Regions from separate parts of the Mus musculus genome. Here region 1 is linked to region 2. Evidence: chromatin loops called from intact Hi-C (ENCODE). Cell type or tissue: heart. All regions are shown on one strand. Each heading gives the region's core, and the rest is flanking DNA. Links, peaks and the distances in the headings are about the cores only. Region 1 holds the start of Sri (sorcin). Region 2 has its middle 8.2 kb from the start of Dmtf1.

Region 1 (8,341 bases), core at 85-8,084, 1.1 Mb before region 2:
TTCAGATGGCTCATGGATGGCAGTGCCTGTATCTTGGACTCATAGTTTGGAGATATAGGGCTAAGAAGGTGATCTTATTCCACTGAGGTTTTTAATTTGATTCGAAATTAAAATGACAGAGGGTCGGGGCGGCTGTCATCTTTTATAGGTCCTACTTAGGGATGAGGTAACTTGATCTTGTGAAGGCAGACATGAGGATTTTTGTGAAGTTTCTCTGTCTCTTGGGTTCTTTTTCTGTATTGTCCTAATGCTTCAGGAAGTTCTCCCCTAGGGAAAAGCATGAGTGTAGCTTAGTGTTTTATAGTCTGTTTTTTATTGTAAAAACTTAGGCCTTCAACTTACATTGAGAGTAAAAGCCTGGTAGGACACCTTGGGAAAGTTACTTGCTACTCAGTTCCCTAATCTCTAAAACACAATTACAAATTCCTCTGATAGTGTAGTGTCATAAGGAAGCGTCTAGCATGACACTTGGCACATGCCAAGAATGTGAGAAGTTGCCTATTTCATTCCCTCTCCACGCCTTCTGTGAAAATAAATACGAAAGCCATGAAAGATGATCACACTTCAGCTTTGCAATGGTGATACTGAATCTTTATCCTTTGCTTAGGTTCCATAATCTTAGTCTGTGAATAACAGGGTTTGTGTCGCATGCATAAACATTGAAAGGATAGCCTGTCATACGACATATGCAAGCCACTCTTGGAGAGTACACAGGGTGGGAGACAGGCAAGCCATGGTCTCACCCTGTTCCTCTCACATGTCTCACTGACCAATGGGCAGATTCCGACGTAGCCATTTTAATCACAGGCTCTTACACTGGGGAGTCACCATTCCTTGGTGTGACTCATCTACCAATACAGTAGACTTTATCCTAAAACCAGCAAAATTGTTTGCTAAGGGCCATACTTCCTGAGTCATAAGCTGGCCGTGGTTCACAAGTTGCTCCCTGAGGGCCACATCTGGCCTGCCTCTTTGGGAGAACATCTGAGAGCTAGGAATGACATCTCTTCCTGTCTTTAAAAGATAGGAGGAATAGAGTTATTCTGACATTCAACAACGATATGAAGTTCAGTGAATGAAGTTGCTCTAGATCACAGTCACACTGTTGACCTGTGTTCTATCCTTAGACACCACCAGGCTATGAGAGCCAAGAAGTTGCTATAGGGAGCATGTGATGGAAAATATTTACTATCTGGACATTTTCTCCCCCATCCCCACCTCCACCCCCACCCCGGGGGCGGAGCTAGAGTACCTAGCACCATAGCCCAGCTCTGAATTCATATCCTCCTTTCTTTGTCTTGTCTCAGCTCTCGTTTCTCAACTGCATAAAACTGCATAACAAAAGCGCCTATCTCACAGGTCTTTGTGAGGACTACACAAATAGGCAAAGTTTATGAAGGTCTGACACTCATTAATTACTGTGTGTGTGTGTGTAATTTATCTTTGTTTTCATCATTAATTTGTTGGCAATCGCTGTAAGGATTTCATTTACAGCCCTCCATTAAAATTCACTTCTTAAGGGAGGAGTAACCAGAGTCTAATGTCTCCTAATGTGACAATTAATGTAGTCGCTTATCCATAAAATGAAGCCTGCATTAGTCACAAATGCTTTATTGGTGACACATATTTTTTGTGATATTTTCAAACTCGAGTCCTGAAAGAGCTTAAATTCAAGTGTGAGTTGAGCCCTGTTCACCTAGCCGATTAAAGTTCCAAACTACAGGACAAAACCTCAGAATGCCTAATCAAAGACCATGGTATTTGAGAACAGTAATTTTATCTCCAGAAGCAGACGTAAAACAGGCTACACCTTTGCTACGTGATCACAAGGACTATTGGAATTGTTTCTCGCTATTTAGAACTTTCTGTTTTGGAGCTTATGTATCCAAAGAGAACTTGGTCACACACTATGGTCAGTCTTGTTCATTAAAGTGTTTCTCAAAATGTTAAAAACAAAACCAAGAGCGGAAGTGCCCTCCTTTCCTTTCTGCTGGGTACCGCTGCCTGCTGTCAAGATGGGCAAGTTCATGAAACCCGGGAAAGTGTTGCTGGTCCTGGCCGGATGCTACTCCGGTCGCAAAGCCGTCATCGTGAAGAACATTGACCATGGCTTCTTGGACCGCCCTTACAGCCATGCCCTGGTGGCTGGAATTGACCGCTATCCCCAAAAAGTGACAGCTGCCATGGGCAAGAAGAAAATCGCCAAGCGATCCAAGATCAAGTCCTTTGTGAAAGTTTATAACTACAACCACCTCATGCCCACAAGGTACTCTGTGGATATCCCCTTGAACAAGACTGTTGTCAACAAGGATGTGTTCAGGGACCCAGCTTTGAAACAAACGCAAGGTCAGGCGGGAGGCCAAGGTCAAGTTTGAGGAGCGATACAAGACAGGGATGAACAAATGGTTTTTCCAGAAGCTTCGCTTTTAGGTATATTTTTGTTTCGTCATTAAAAATAAAAATAAATTAATAATAACAACAACAACAATAATAATAATAACAATAAAGCAGGCAACCGTTGGTGACTCTCATCTGGGGCTGAGGCCATGAGAGGCTACCCTGAGAACCTGGATCTCAAAAGGAAAGAGTAAGAGCAAACAGTCAAAAGCAAACAAACAAAACATCGACCAACCAACACTGTTCAGTCCTTAACAGTCCGGAGCCAGCAAACAATTACCTCTTGTTGCAATTGCACCAAAAAACAAAAAAGAAGCCGTGAAACATCTGAACAACCCACGTGAGTTTCACATCCTTTCCAGGAAGCTTCACCACTGGGGTTGTTTCTATTCGAATCATCCAGAAAATTAAACAATTCACTTTCCTATGAATGACCTGGGTGAGGCTGTCCTGCCTAGAAACTGCCCTCTTCTACCCCACCCCACACACCCACGCCTAGCAATCGCACCTGAGCTACACTCAGCTTAAACGGTTGGCAAAGAAACAGGCCACCCTCAGTCAAAGCTAAAAGCCCACTTGCATGGTTCAGAAGTTTTCATCAGGTTTTCAAAGTTTTTTTTTTCCTATTTTGTAAAGTGTCTCCTTCGCCCACTGGAATTGTTCTCCCCTTCCCTACAGTTGTGCATAGCGTTCTTATCCCGTCCTCTCTACCCAACAACCCGGTGTAAATAGTAAATGTTCTACAAAATAGCACAGTAGGAAGAAGGGGGGAAAAAACCCTCCCCTAGCTGTGCGTGGATGTCGGAATGTGCCACTAGGTCGAGAGGGAGAATGGGTCCTGATATAAACTCGTCTGGGGTCCTGGGTCATCGCCCGAGTGTGGGTCGCAGACGGCGCTGACACAGCACAGAGGCAGCAGGGAACGGGCGGCACTCGGGATGCCGCGGGGCGATCGGGGTGGGTGGCGGCGAGCGGCGGCCCCCGCGGGGCGGCGTGGTGCGCTCCGGGGCGGCTCTGGGCCGGACGGGCGGAGCAGCAGACAGGCAGGGCGGAGGCGCAGTCTGCACCATGGCGTATCCCGGGCACCCTGGCGCGGGCGGAGGGTACTACCCAGGCGGGGTAAGTGCAGCGGACGAGGGCACAGCAGCCTCTGGTCTCCCGAGACTGGAAGGCGCCACGGACGAGCGGGAGGAGGCGTCGCGGGCGGTCCCAGATGCTCCCTGCGAGCTCGCCTGGACCCTGATGTCCAGCCTTGGCTCCATTTTTCTTCCCCATCTCTTCCAAGGGCCTTTCCAGGGCCCACCGGTGGGTGGGCTGCGACCCAGGAAGCCCATTCTGTAACTCGGATATGTGGCGTGAGATAGTGCAAGTTGGTGTTGACTTCCTGCTCTCTCGGAATGTCCCCAAAGCAACAACAGCCATCTTGATCTAGAATGGTTCTGTGGTCACTCCCTTGAAAAGAAAGTGACAGGGAGACCAGAAAGTCTGGAGAAATGAGCTGAAGTCCTAGAGGAAGACCACTTAGGCAGATGTGGGAGGTGTACTGTCAGAGACAGAGGGACCCTCATTTTAGATATAACCGGGCCGGCCATCCCTGTTCTTCCCAAGCCACACCTGTCAGCCCTGTACTAACTCCAGCCTTACTTAGTACTTCAAGTACTTCAAAAACACCGCAAAGGCTGTAAAAACCAACAGGAAAACAGTCCTAAGCCTAGCCACCAGGTTGCTTCCGGTGCACTGACCTCTGTAAGCTGGTTAATAGGGATTTTTAAAGTGGGTCTGCGTTTAGTGGCCATCACTCTCATGAAACTTGTTTTGGACCAAGTCTCCAGCTTTTAGATGTCAGGAGCAGGAGTGGACAAGCCTGGTGGGTCACTGAGCTGAGTCAAGGTGGTGGGGAAGATAGAGACTGTGAAGGTCGCACAGGCGTCAATTGTACAAAAGCCTTGGATGGTTAAGATAAATTCAATTCTCTCTGATGCCTTTACCTTTTTTTTTTTTCTTTTCTTTTTCACAGTATGGTGGGGCTCCCGGAGGGCCTGCGTTCCCTGGACAAACTCAGGATCCGCTATATGGTTACTTTGCTGCTGTGGCTGGACAGGTTAGCCTTTCCTTCAATACTGAAGAATTGTTATGTTCTGTTTGTGTTAGCATTTAGTGCAGTGGCACAAAAACAGTCTTTGCTCTGGAAATGAGTCCCTTTGCCTGAAAGAAGGTAAAAGGAAAGGAAGACTAAAACAGTCTTTATTTTAGATCTGGACAAATTTGGACAGAGTATTGCCTGTATCAATAATAGATCAGTTCAAAGCTTGTGATTGGACTGGGATTAGACTGACCCAAAGGGGGAATATAAATATACTTTGAAGATCTACAAAGTGTATACCTCCTCACTTGTATTGTCAGGATAGAACAAGGGCTGCTTACAGAGAAGAAATTCAAGATCTGAACATAAAACCTCTGCTTGCCTAACCTAAAGACAAATATTAGTAATTAATTATTTTATGGCCCAATTATGATAGTTAGCTACTTTCAGTTGAATTCGATAATTAATCATTTACCCACAAAGGAAGTAGAGAAGAGCTGTAAAGAAGCATCGGCTTCCAAGCACAAGAGTTGCTATCAGTATTCGGAAGGTAGCCTCCACCCAGGGGCAGGTGCTCTCTGGAGCTAGCGCTCCATGTCCTTATTAGGTGATGTGGCCAGATGACCCACGGAGGGAATGCAGGTCAGCTAGTCCCAAGTCCTAAGACCTACTTCCTCCCTCCGAGAGTTATGACCGATGCCTATGGCTATTGTGGGGAAGGACATGTTCCTAGGTTGCAAGGTCACTGTGTGTTTGTAAGTGTTCTGTGGACATAATCCAGATGTGTCCAGAGGGGACCTCCCTTCTTAGTCACCTTAGACTTGTTTTAAACAAGAGCCCAAAAGAAGGAAATGATGATTTGAAAAAACAAGCAAACAAACAAACAAACAAACAAACAGATATGCTCTAGAATATGCTAAGCAAACTTCTACGGCCACCTTGGAAGAAGTGGTACTCTAAGAAACAGAGCTCGGAGAATTTGAATGGAAAATTGAGTCGAAGACTGGGAGACTTTCCTCTCGAGTGTCTACTTAATATGTTATCGATCCGTGTTTTTGAAACCACAAGACATAGCACACCTCAAGACAAGCATTCTTAGATTGCCAGTGTCTTCAGCATGTAAGTGACTCCACCTGCTTGACTTTCAGCAGTGCTGGCCTCTAGTCCACACATTCATCTTCTTGCAAATTATTGATCTTGTTCCTAATTATAACTTAATGAGTCTCACCAACTTGGATTTATATATTTTATTTAAAATCCATAAAAATGTCATGTGTCTTATTCTGACCTCAGTCAACCAGTAAGTAGGTATTGGTACCCTGTATCTTTTCTATATAATTGTGCTTGGAAGACCCTGTTTGCTGAGTCAAACTGGTCCAAGAGCCTCTTTCTCCTTGGACCAGGCCTTGTATTTACTGATGCCTACAACTCTGTGATATACCCTACTTCCCCCCTCTTTCAAAAAAAAGGGTTGGAGGGATATGTTTTTAAACAATTCTGTTAACTAATTTTAAAATGATTGATTTTGATAGTTCCTTGGCTCAAACTGAATGCAGACTGTTGTCATGACAGTTATTCTCTCACCATTGAATTATTTTTGGAATTAGAATAAGAAGAATTTTGAAAGGCATTCCTTTAAAGAAATGCTACATATAATTATTTTCTCTTGTTAAATGCTGCTTAATGGCTTGAAAGTGCAAGTCACCACCCTGATTTCCTTTCCTGGTTTTTGTTTGTATTTTTTTAAAGGACGGACAAATTGATGCTGACGAATTGCAGAGATGCCTAACACAGTCTGGCATTGCGGGAGGATACAAGCGTAAGTTCGTGGTCTTAGGATCTGTCTAACAATACTCTTGTTCTCTGTACTTCAGCTGTGAACTGCGATTGTTCCTTTAAAGAAATCAAACTCTTCTCATCCACCAAGCTATTATTTTTAAAAAGTTAATTGAGCAGAGTTCCTAACAAGCCATTTCAGTTTACCAGAGAGGTTAGTGGACTTCTTGGATTTGGGTTCCTTGTATTCCAGGACCATTGGAACCAGTGAGACCATTTGGGTGGCCTCCCACTCAGAGGACAAGTTAGGGTGCTGAAATGGAATCCACTGGGTCAGGTATCGTTAATGCTAAGTGCTAACAGGTACCACTGATTCTACCAAGTGCTTGTTCTATCCTAACTCTGGTGGCACTGAGAGAGTGGCCAGTCTTGCTGTCTGATCTCTGGGCTCTGGGCTTACTCCCTGGTAATACAAACACTTGCAGGCCATGACACTGCCAAGGTCATTCTTTCTGTCACCTGAGAAGATGTGTTCATGCTGAGGAAAGCTTCCTGCTTTCACTCCATGCCAGCCTTCTGCTCCGTCCTCCATTCATTGCAGGCTGTATGTGCAGCCCCACTGTTTGTCACATAGCCTACCGTCCTGACTTCTCCAAACTGTGCTCCAGGAAGCAAGTAGGGAAATAAACGTTGCAAAGATGCTGAATTCTGGCTGGGGCTCATTATCCCACGTACTCTGGTTTTGTTTGGTTAGTTGTTTTGTTTTGTTTTGTTCAAATCTAATCTTGACCAAGAGAAGTGTCTGGGACAAATAATAGTGTCTTAGCTCAATTGTGCCCCCTTCTAACTTCTTCGCATTTGTTAGTAAAAGCAGAACATCAAATGGACACCTCAACGTCATAGTAAGCTATAAGTTAAAATGCTTAGAACTCAGACCTTAGGATTTTCAGTGGCACTTTCAGCTGTTGGAGGTGCTGTGTTCTCTAGATGGCCACCTTTAAAACACTGGCTTTCTCTTGTTCCCATGTACAGAAGCTGTACAGCCGCCAATCTTTTAAACAGAGATTCCAAATCATCGGCCACAGACTTGAAAGTGGAAGGGTGCAAGTGGGATACTACAGATCAGAACCAGTCATCACTAGAGGGGGACTCAATGGGAGGAGTTCCAGTCTCCAAAATGGAAATTCATATTTTCCTTTCCTTGATTTTGGTGGTTCCTCGACAAGAAGCTTGACGGAACCAGGGAGGGGCATCCTTCCTTGCTAGGCCTGAATCATTGTTTCTCTGGAAGAAAAGATGGCTGAGATATTGTGGTAGAGTGTAGAGAACCAGCGTACTGGGAAAACACCACATGGATAATTTTGAAACTATATACAACTTTTAAATATCAATAAAACCCCAAAATAGTCTTTTTTAAAAATTTATTTATTTATTTATTATATGTAAGTACACTGTAGCTGTCTTCAGACACTCCAGAAGAGGGAGTCAGATCTCGTTACGGATGGTTGTGAGCCACCATGTGGTTGCTGGGATTTGAACTCCAGACCTTCGGAAGAGCAGTCGGGTGCTCTTACCCACTGAGCCATCTCACCAGCCCCCCAAAATAGTCTTATTAAAAGTAATAATCTACATTTCCCCTTAGCCTTTACAAATGAGGGTTACTTCTACACTAAACTACAGCTCTTATCCAGGGATGAGAATTCATCCCTTCAACCAACCAGTCCATATTTTGATGGCCAGTCACACTGGGTGTGCAGAAAGAGTTCCACCTGCTGAAGGTCCCCGGGTTAAGTACTGAGGCTGGGATGGTAACCAGCATGGTCACGCTAGATAGGAGTGAGCTTGCAGAGTTGGTACCGAGGCTGAAGAAGAAACAAAGCCCAGCCACAATGATGCCAGTGGGGAGAGTGTAGGTACAGAATTCAGGCATATAGAATGGTATATATGAAAGACCCAGATGGAATGTGGTTTAGTTATGGAAGTGACAAATTCCCTGTGGAGATCCTGCCTGGTTGTTGGTGAAATGGGAGAGTTCATGTAGGGGTTCTGGCCTTTACCCCGAAAGCAGAACACCCTACAGCATTC
Region 2 (8,341 bases), core at 227-8,226:
TTATAACTTCCCATAGGAGACTGTTAATTTTCGCTGTGGGTGGAAAATTTCTGCATGTTTTCTTGTGACAACCCCTAGCCTCACAAAACTTCCCCAACAGCAGCCAGCTATGATTAGATACTTGAGCCTGTGCTTCAAAGTGTGGGGCTGACTACTTCCCAAGAACCAAATGCCCTCAGCCGTAAGCAACTATGCTCAGTGTGAAATTCCCTGCCTATCTTAGGAATAAATGCAATTTAAGAATAAGAATAATCAGAGTAGCTGGTGTATGGCATTATTTTTTTATGGCCCTTGAAATGGGATCCTTCAGATAGGGGTCTTATTTTTTATTTCAAATAAAGTAGAGAAAAAAATTTATTTCTGTCTGGAAAACAGAAAGGCGAGGAAAGATTATTGTTTAAGACAATTTTCTCTGTAGATCTCCAGACAGCTCATTGAGATAGCTCAGCTCTCAAAGACCAAAGCCCAGTCTTTTATTTACATATCAGTTTAGTTATTTACTTCTGCCTCCATTTTGACTAGCCCACAAATCAACATTCCTTGTCCCCAGCCCACTGATTGGAAAAAAAAATGCAGTGGTGGTGGAGGAACAGGGCCCCGGGTTGAGGGAAAAAAAAATGACAACAAGCGCATTTTTTTTTAAACATTGCAAATGAATTCAGAGAACTGCTTACCTTTGTAAGCACAGACAATAAACTTATCTGGGTGGCATCCCATCCAGAGATTACCATTCTGACCCTGCCTGGACCTAAATTCACTGAGCCCCTGACCGACCTTGAACTCAGGAATCCGCCCACCTTTGTATCTGCCGGCTCTTTTTAACTTTCTGAAGAGCTGGCACGTAGTGCAGCTGCCTCGGTTCTTTAAGGTCCATGAAGCCCTTCCTATGATTCATATTGCATCCTTATATTTTGCACAGTCGATAAATTATATATTTTTGAACTCATGTTTTCAGAGTTCATTCCCATAGCCTGAAGGACTGTCCTGAAGGTCACATGTTTACTTTTTTTTTTTTGGCTAAGGACATAGACCTACCCTCACCTCTCAGACTCGTGCTGTTTCTGATTATTATGGAGTCATTAACCTTGGTAGAGAGGACATTCCCCTTTAATCATGTCAGGGAAAATTTTTCCCAATAACTTTGGCTGGGAGACTATTTCCTGAAGGAGAAACATGAACTAATATATCTACATATTTTTATACAAACAAGCCTCGTGCCCAACAATCCTCAACACTCATGGAGACCCACACCCTCCTGGATCTGCTCCAGGGTCGAGAAAACATGTCACACTGTCTCTTCCATGCAGGACCGTGCAGGACTCAACATCACCTGATATTGGGAAGACAAATTCTAGTTTTTACCAACTGCCTTGGATTGGGAGTTTTGACTAAGGAAGCATAACAAAACATGATAAGTCATAATAATGATATTTAAAATGTAAATCTAGCATTACAGTAATACCTCTAGACTTTTAACCTGAATAATTATTATAAAGATTTTCTAGAATGTGATTTGAATTCCAGAATACCTGTCTGTAGTTACACCTACTTTTCTTCTTAGTCAGAGTGCAGTGAGATTATGCATAAGATTTTAAATATACTTGAATTTAAGTAGGGTTTAGGTGTCTTATAGAAAAAATAAAGATGAGAAATATTGCCGTCCCAAGCAGAAATTATGGCATAAAAACATTTACAGCTTACTAATGGCTTTTGCTCTGTGTGATTTCCTGTGTTCCCTGTGTTGGATAAGATTCATGAACGTCATTGTGGATTCAGTGCTGATGGCGTTTCCTCCCTTACTGTTTTCTCTTCTCTTCACCGCTGTCGCCACCCCCACTCCACTTGATTTTGAGACCTGCTCTTCCTCAGAGCTGAGACTGTTGTTGAAGTCAGGATCCTCTTGCCTCAGTCTCCTGAATGCTAGTGTTACAGGCACAGGTCCCCATATACGTTAACTTTCTCTTTTTAAAAGTTAAGTCATTAATATAAAAGTATCTGGACTACGAAGGTGTGGATTCTGTTTCATGTTCTTTACTATGTATTCAAACATGGAAGTAGATGGTATGTTACAGACAAAAGATATTTTTCAAAGTAAAAGGAAAATCCTCTGTAATTTTTCTTTCTGTACAGTGTATGAATCCTGTTACTATGCTGTTGGCATCCCAAAGCTTTGGGGGAACTGATGGGGACCCTAATGCTTGTGCAGCAATGAGCAGTTTGCTCTGTGCAGCCCCCACCTCACTCTGGCTCAGATTCTCCAGGAAGGCTTTCCTCTGGGCTGTAAATGAATTCCAGCCCAAAACCCTTTTTCTCCAAATCCTTTTTTGTGTCTCTGTCTCATTTCTATACTCTAATTCTTTAACCTGGGGGAAAAAAAAACCTCCCTTTGCCCTTTTCAGTTCCTTTTCTTTTGCAGTAGATGATGCTGAGAGTGATTGGGTTATTAAGAAAGAAAATTGTTGAAACATGTTCCAGTTGTTCAACAACTGGAAAATTTCAGTTGTCATGGGAATGGAGGTCTAAGGTTTCATACACTTCTATCCAGTGAGGAGTAAAGCAGGGATAGTATGAAATTATACTGTACACAGAGAACATCAGGCCTTGCTGAGAAAGGATTGAAGCAGAGCCTAGAAAAATGAGCACAAATATCACAAAAGGGGCTGGGAGATGGAAGATGTTTGTCCGTAATAGTGCAATAAAAACATATTTATAGAAAGTTACTTTCCTATATAGCACAAAATAACAATGGCACACCTCATGCAAGTGATAGATCAAGTCCTGTTCAGATATTACCTGACTTTAAAATTTATTTGCCTTTGGAAAGAACATAAGATCAACCATCTTGCTAAATTCTTTTAGTATGAATGTATGAAGCCCTATGACTTAATATGACTTAGTATAACCATGAAGCACTTAATTTAGTATTAATGTATGAGCGCTCTCTCTCTCTCTCTCTTTCACACACACACACACTGTATGTGTTCAATCCTGTACAGAATGTTTCTGGACCTTAGTTATCTATCTTAAGATTTTATGCCCATTAATAAGTAATTCCCATTTCCTCTTTCCCTCAATCCCTTGTGACTACAATATTGCTCTTTGATTTTATGAATCTTTGATTCTACAAGTTTGACTATTTTAGACACTTTATTTAAGTACAATAATGTATTTGTTTCTGTGGCTGACTAACTTCATTTTGCATCATATATGCAAAGTTTATCCATGTTGTTAGATGTTGCAGAACTTCCTTCTTTTTAAAGGCACTATATCACTTCTCAGCCTTTTGTCTAAGATCAAGTGTGGTATCTGTTCTTATCAGTTTAAAGAACAGTATTCGTAAGACTAGAGCTGAGCACATGCCCTGACAGAGCCAAGAAGATATATCACCCACCTCTATCATGTGAGAGCTTTAATTTGCCAGCATATGACACAATATTTCAACTTATTGGATAGTTAAAAAAATTGTCTTTAACTAAAGAATTAGAAAAAAACTAAACATTTTTTGCAGTAGTACCTGTCTGCAGAACACAGTCTTTATTTATTTATTTATTATTTATTATTTTTTTATTATTGGGTATGTATTTCATTTACATTTCCAATGCTATCCCAAAAGTCCCCCACACCCTCCCACACCCACTCCCCCACCCACCCACTCCCACCTCTTGGCCCTGGCGTTCCCCTGTACTGAGGCATATAAAGTCTGCACGACCAATGGGCCTCTCTTTCCAGTGATGGCCGACCAGGCCATCTTCTGATATATATGCAGCTAGAGACAGGCGGGGTACTGGTTAGTTCATATTGTTGCAGAACACAGTCTTTTTTGTTTTTTTTTTTTTGAGTATCACCATATTAAGAAAGAAAATAAATGCTGTCATTTACTATTTTTCAAAAGGAAGGTCAGTTTTAACAGTATGTCACATCTGCTGGTTAATTCTTGTTGATTAGATGTGACATTTTAAAGCATATCATTTAACCAGCAGGTGTCTCCATTGTTCAGTGAGATCTTTTTCAGAGTAGTAGCATTACCAGTAGATGGAATTATGGAGGCTTGAATTGCTAGTGATATGTATAGAACAGAAAAGAACTCAGGCCCAAACTCAATAATAAAACCCTAAGAGTAGGTCTTGTGCTCTGAATCCAAATAAGGCAAAGATGTGTTGCAGATTGCTGCTCATTTCTTTCAGTCCGTTTCATGTGCAGCAGAAGAGAAGGAAGTGGGTGCCTTCACCGCTTTTAGGAGCTCACACGTTTATGATATGTGTACTCACTCATTCTATTTAGCAGATATTCCTGAGAACCTCCTTAGTGCTGAGCATTATTTTAGACACAGAGACTATGGTTACACTCAAGATAGATGAAAATTCTGCCTTCATAGCATCTACATTCTAGGGGACAGCTCACATTGTGACATGTTGCTGGTAGTTTTTGGCTGTCTGCTTTGTGTTACCACTTGGTTGCATGTGCACACACGCCCAGGAACTATCTTGGATCTGCAGATGAAAGACACACACACACACACACACACACACACACACACACACACACACACGATCATTGTAACCTGCCTTATTGGCTCTGTGTCTGGGCTCTCTATCTTTCCCTTACCTTTACTCCTAGCACAACACCTATAATCCTCCCTCAAATTAGCTGCCCAGTTATCTTTCCTCCTAGCTCAACACCTCTAAATCTGCTCTCAGTTTGGTTGTCCAGTTACCTTTACTCTTAGCTCAACACCTTAAAATCTGCCCTTCGCTTGGTCGCCTATTTACCTTCTCTTAAGCCCATGGGCCACTTTCCTTTTACACCTACATTTTGGAAGATCTTCCCTGCAGCTCCGAGTCTGTTCTGTCCCTCTCCCCACTAAGTATCTCAATTCTCCTCTTCTCTCATAGCCTGCAGGAACCTGGATATCTGTCCTCTTTCTTTCTGCCCAGTCATTAGCCACTGGCATCTTTATTGATTGATCAAGAACCAATTGGAGACAAGGAACTTCAGCATCAGTACTCGCAGATTCTTGATTAAATCAGAGTATCAGAACCACTCCTCTACAGTGACATACCTAGATCATACCATGCAATATCTTGTGTTTAAGATGCCAGTTTACTACATCACAGCAACTGTCTATAAACGTTTTCCTAATTAACTTGATGAGAAACGATGACAGTATATGAATCAAATTACTTGCTGCCTTTACATGAAGCCAAACTGCAAATATTAGAAAAGATGGTCAACGTCCATTGCTCTTGTTTAGTTAGGGTATTGTGAGTTGTTGCCTGTCTTCTGAGGTATTAGAGATCATTTGTTTTTACACAAAACATCAATCATGGGACAATAGAACTGTTGTGTTTGATGATGATGACGGTGATGCTGCTGCTGACGTGTGTGTGTGTGTGTGTGTGTGTGTGTGTGTGTGTGTGTGTGCATGTGAGTGTTCTTGTGTGTGTATCATATGTCCAGGGGTGCAAGTGGGTGCATGTGAAGACTGGAGGTCAAGTGTGTTTCTCCATCACTCTCTGTTTTGTTTTTAGCCTGGCTCCCTCACTCACCTGGAGCTCACTAATTTGATTAGACTGACTTGTCAGTGAGCCCAAAGTTCCTCCTCTTTCTGCTTCCTTCACACGCATAGGTACCTATTAGAGGTGCCCTCCCTTAACTCCCTGATATTTTGTTTTGATTTTACATGATAGTGACAGTAAAATTTATAACTTTATACTGTGGCCAGCACTTTACCAACTAAGCCATCTCTGCAAATCTCAACCTGGGTTTTAATACTTCTCTAGTAATTTATGAATGTCTATATTGTATTAAATATAACCATAGTAAATTAAACTTCAAAGCATAATGCTTTTTTACACTGCATATTAAGTAGGTAGTGAAGACAAATAATATACAGTTACCTAATTGAATGATATTGCACTAACAGGATTAGAAATGTGGCATTTCAATGGGCCATCAGTTGAAACTTGAAGAATACACACACTCACACACACACACACACACACACACACAATCATATTTTATAGTTATAGTCATTGTCTCAGTACTACAGCTGTTTGATAAGCCTGGGTAAGGAAATAAGTGACTTCAACAGTAAGGAAAATCGCTAACTTTCCCCTGTATCTATTTATATTTCAAATGAAGGTTTGTAGAACTTTGTTCTTTGTATTGGTTCAACCTGGTGTAGAAAGATAAAAGGCTATCATAGGCACTACCTGAAATAAGGTGGATTTCCTTTCTCTATTCCACTGCACTAGATAGGCTGTGTTTTTGGCTGTTGTTGGCTTGTTTTTACATAGCCTCTTTCGCATGATGCTTTACTCTTTTCTTTAACATTGCCAAAGAATTGTATGAGGTGGTGTCATTCTCTATTAATGACATTATTGATCTTGATTAAACTTTCTTGACTCTCTTCTGAGAGGAAACTCATTCCATCTTAGCATTGCATTGCTAATCAACTGAAGGAAACATATCTAATAATACAACAATGCCCTATACATCATAGCACGTTGTTTGAAGTGGTAACCGTAAGTAAAGTACTCTCTAGTGGCTGACTGATGCAGAGGATATAAGTGAGACTATGTGTCCCTACCTGTCTTTTTTACCATAACAACATTTTGATAAAATTAAGAGTTAGAGAATTTCAGTATTCCTTACCCTTGCACACTGTTGATAGGAATATAAATTAGATTAAGTGTTATAGAGAACAGAATAGATGAAGCAGTCCTACTACAGGGATACAAAGGGAAGGGAAGGTAATCAGCCTGTCAAAGTGACATTGACCCTCATAGTTACTGTACTGCTGCACATGATAGCCAAAAAACAGAAACTAGCCAAGTTTTCATGAACAGTAAGTGAAGAGAGATAATGTGGGAAAAATACTACTCAACATAAAAATTAAAATGTCACTTGCGACAACATAGATGGAACTGGAAAACATTATGTTAGGTGAAATAAAAAGACGCAGAAAGACAAGAACCATATGCTCTTAGTCATATGTGAAACGAAATAGTTGCATGAAATATATATGTATGTATATATATATATATGTATGTATATATGTGTGTGTGCATATATATATATGTATATATGTGTGTGTGTGTGTGTGTGTGTGTGTGTGTGTGTGTGTGGAATTTACTGTGGTATGTGGATAATGTAATAGTCATATCATAAATGGCATATCTGTCACCTCAGATAGGCAGTATTTTTTTGCACTAAAATTATACTCAATCTTGGAATTTCTGTCTTCAACATTGTATCACGGAAGTAGAGTTTGAAAGGGATATGTACCTGGGAATTACTAGTGTTTTTAGAAGATAAACAATATGTAGAATATCCTAGACTGTAAAGATGCCTCTAAATTTTTAAAAGACAATTACTTGAGTTCCTTCCAGGGGTGCAGAGATTAGATCAGAGTGGTATTAGGTATAACTCAGTGATATTGAATCCAGTCCCCTCTACAGGAGTTTGGAGAAAGTTATGTTTGAGGCATAACTGAAACACACTAGTTATTCCTTTGGTATGTCACTACAAATTCAAGCAGTTACAGAAGTGACTTCACAGCTCTATGCTAATAATTAGTAGATTGAATTTACCTATCTAGGCAGATGACTGAAGAGTTATTATCAGCTCAAACAGGATAGGATATTGTTCTTGGTTGATGACACAGTCTCAGTTCCTCTTCTACAGTGTATTTAAAGAGTGTGCTGACTTGTCTAAATCCGAGCATCTAAACCTTGCCCAGTCAACTAACAAAGATCATTTTTCCATCTTGGGGACTTACCTAGGGTGATGAGGCTTGGTTTACGCTTCTTTGAGTCTAGCTAAGTTTTCTCCTTGAGAGTTTCTAAGGGTAATGAGGCTTATTAGGCAATGAATTACTTTGTAATTAGGCATGTCTCAGTCTGTCAGAAGTGCTTAGTCGTCCATCTGTTGTATAATTTTCACTCAAAGGATAAACTATATAGTCTCTTCAGGCTCTTTTGGAAAGAGTAGAAATTGACCAATTCATTTTTTTCCCATTGATTAATCATGATCAGAACACAAAATACAGTAGTAAAAATTTGGAAATATTCTTAAAATCTGGCCACATTTAGTCTACATTTCAGCCAAGGTAGAGATTCGTACCTGATATCCATTTATCATTGGCTAAAACTAATACTATATTAATCCTAACTGAAGTGCTCATAAATTACTGACTCTATGGCTGCTGCAAGAAGTATAATTGTGACTTTGTGCCCACTTCCCCTTCAATTATACTTCTTACTTATCTGCTGGGAGAGGGGAATTCATGAGTTTTCTTCGATGGAATGGCACTGGGCACCTCAAGCACACTCCAGGGCAG

What was found. Hi-C counts contacts between places; a loop is a spot of excess contacts. Peaks named below come from ENCODE experiments on the same cell type or tissue, not always from the same donor. Only the 100,000 strongest peaks of a DNase experiment are listed, where the experiment ranks them.
Region 1: a loop joins it to region 2, with 3 times the contacts of the local background. A loop is called at or near these places in 4 of 42 quality-filtered maps.

What each region holds. Positions count from the first base shown.
Region 1 is chr5:8,053,124-8,061,464 of GRCm38, forward strand. It overlaps Sri (sorcin), which reads left to right and starts at 3,419. Exons shown (of 8, transcript NM_001080974.2): 1 at 3,419-3,516; 2 at 4,415-4,498; 3 at 6,230-6,299. The coding sequence starts at 3,466. It also overlaps the pseudogene Gm15730. In heart, for the core only: a CTCF peak has its summit at 3,493; DNase peaks (open chromatin) are centred at 898, 2,818, 3,478 and 5,148; H3K4me3 peaks cover 2,074 bases; H3K27ac peaks cover 2,854 bases.
Region 2 is chr5:9,165,796-9,174,136 of GRCm38, forward strand. It overlaps the pseudogene Gm24666. Among named protein-coding and RNA genes, the nearest start is that of Dmtf1, 8.2 kb to the left of the region's middle. In heart, for the core only: a CTCF peak has its summit at 3,968 (motif pointing right); no DNase peak of the experiment used is centred there.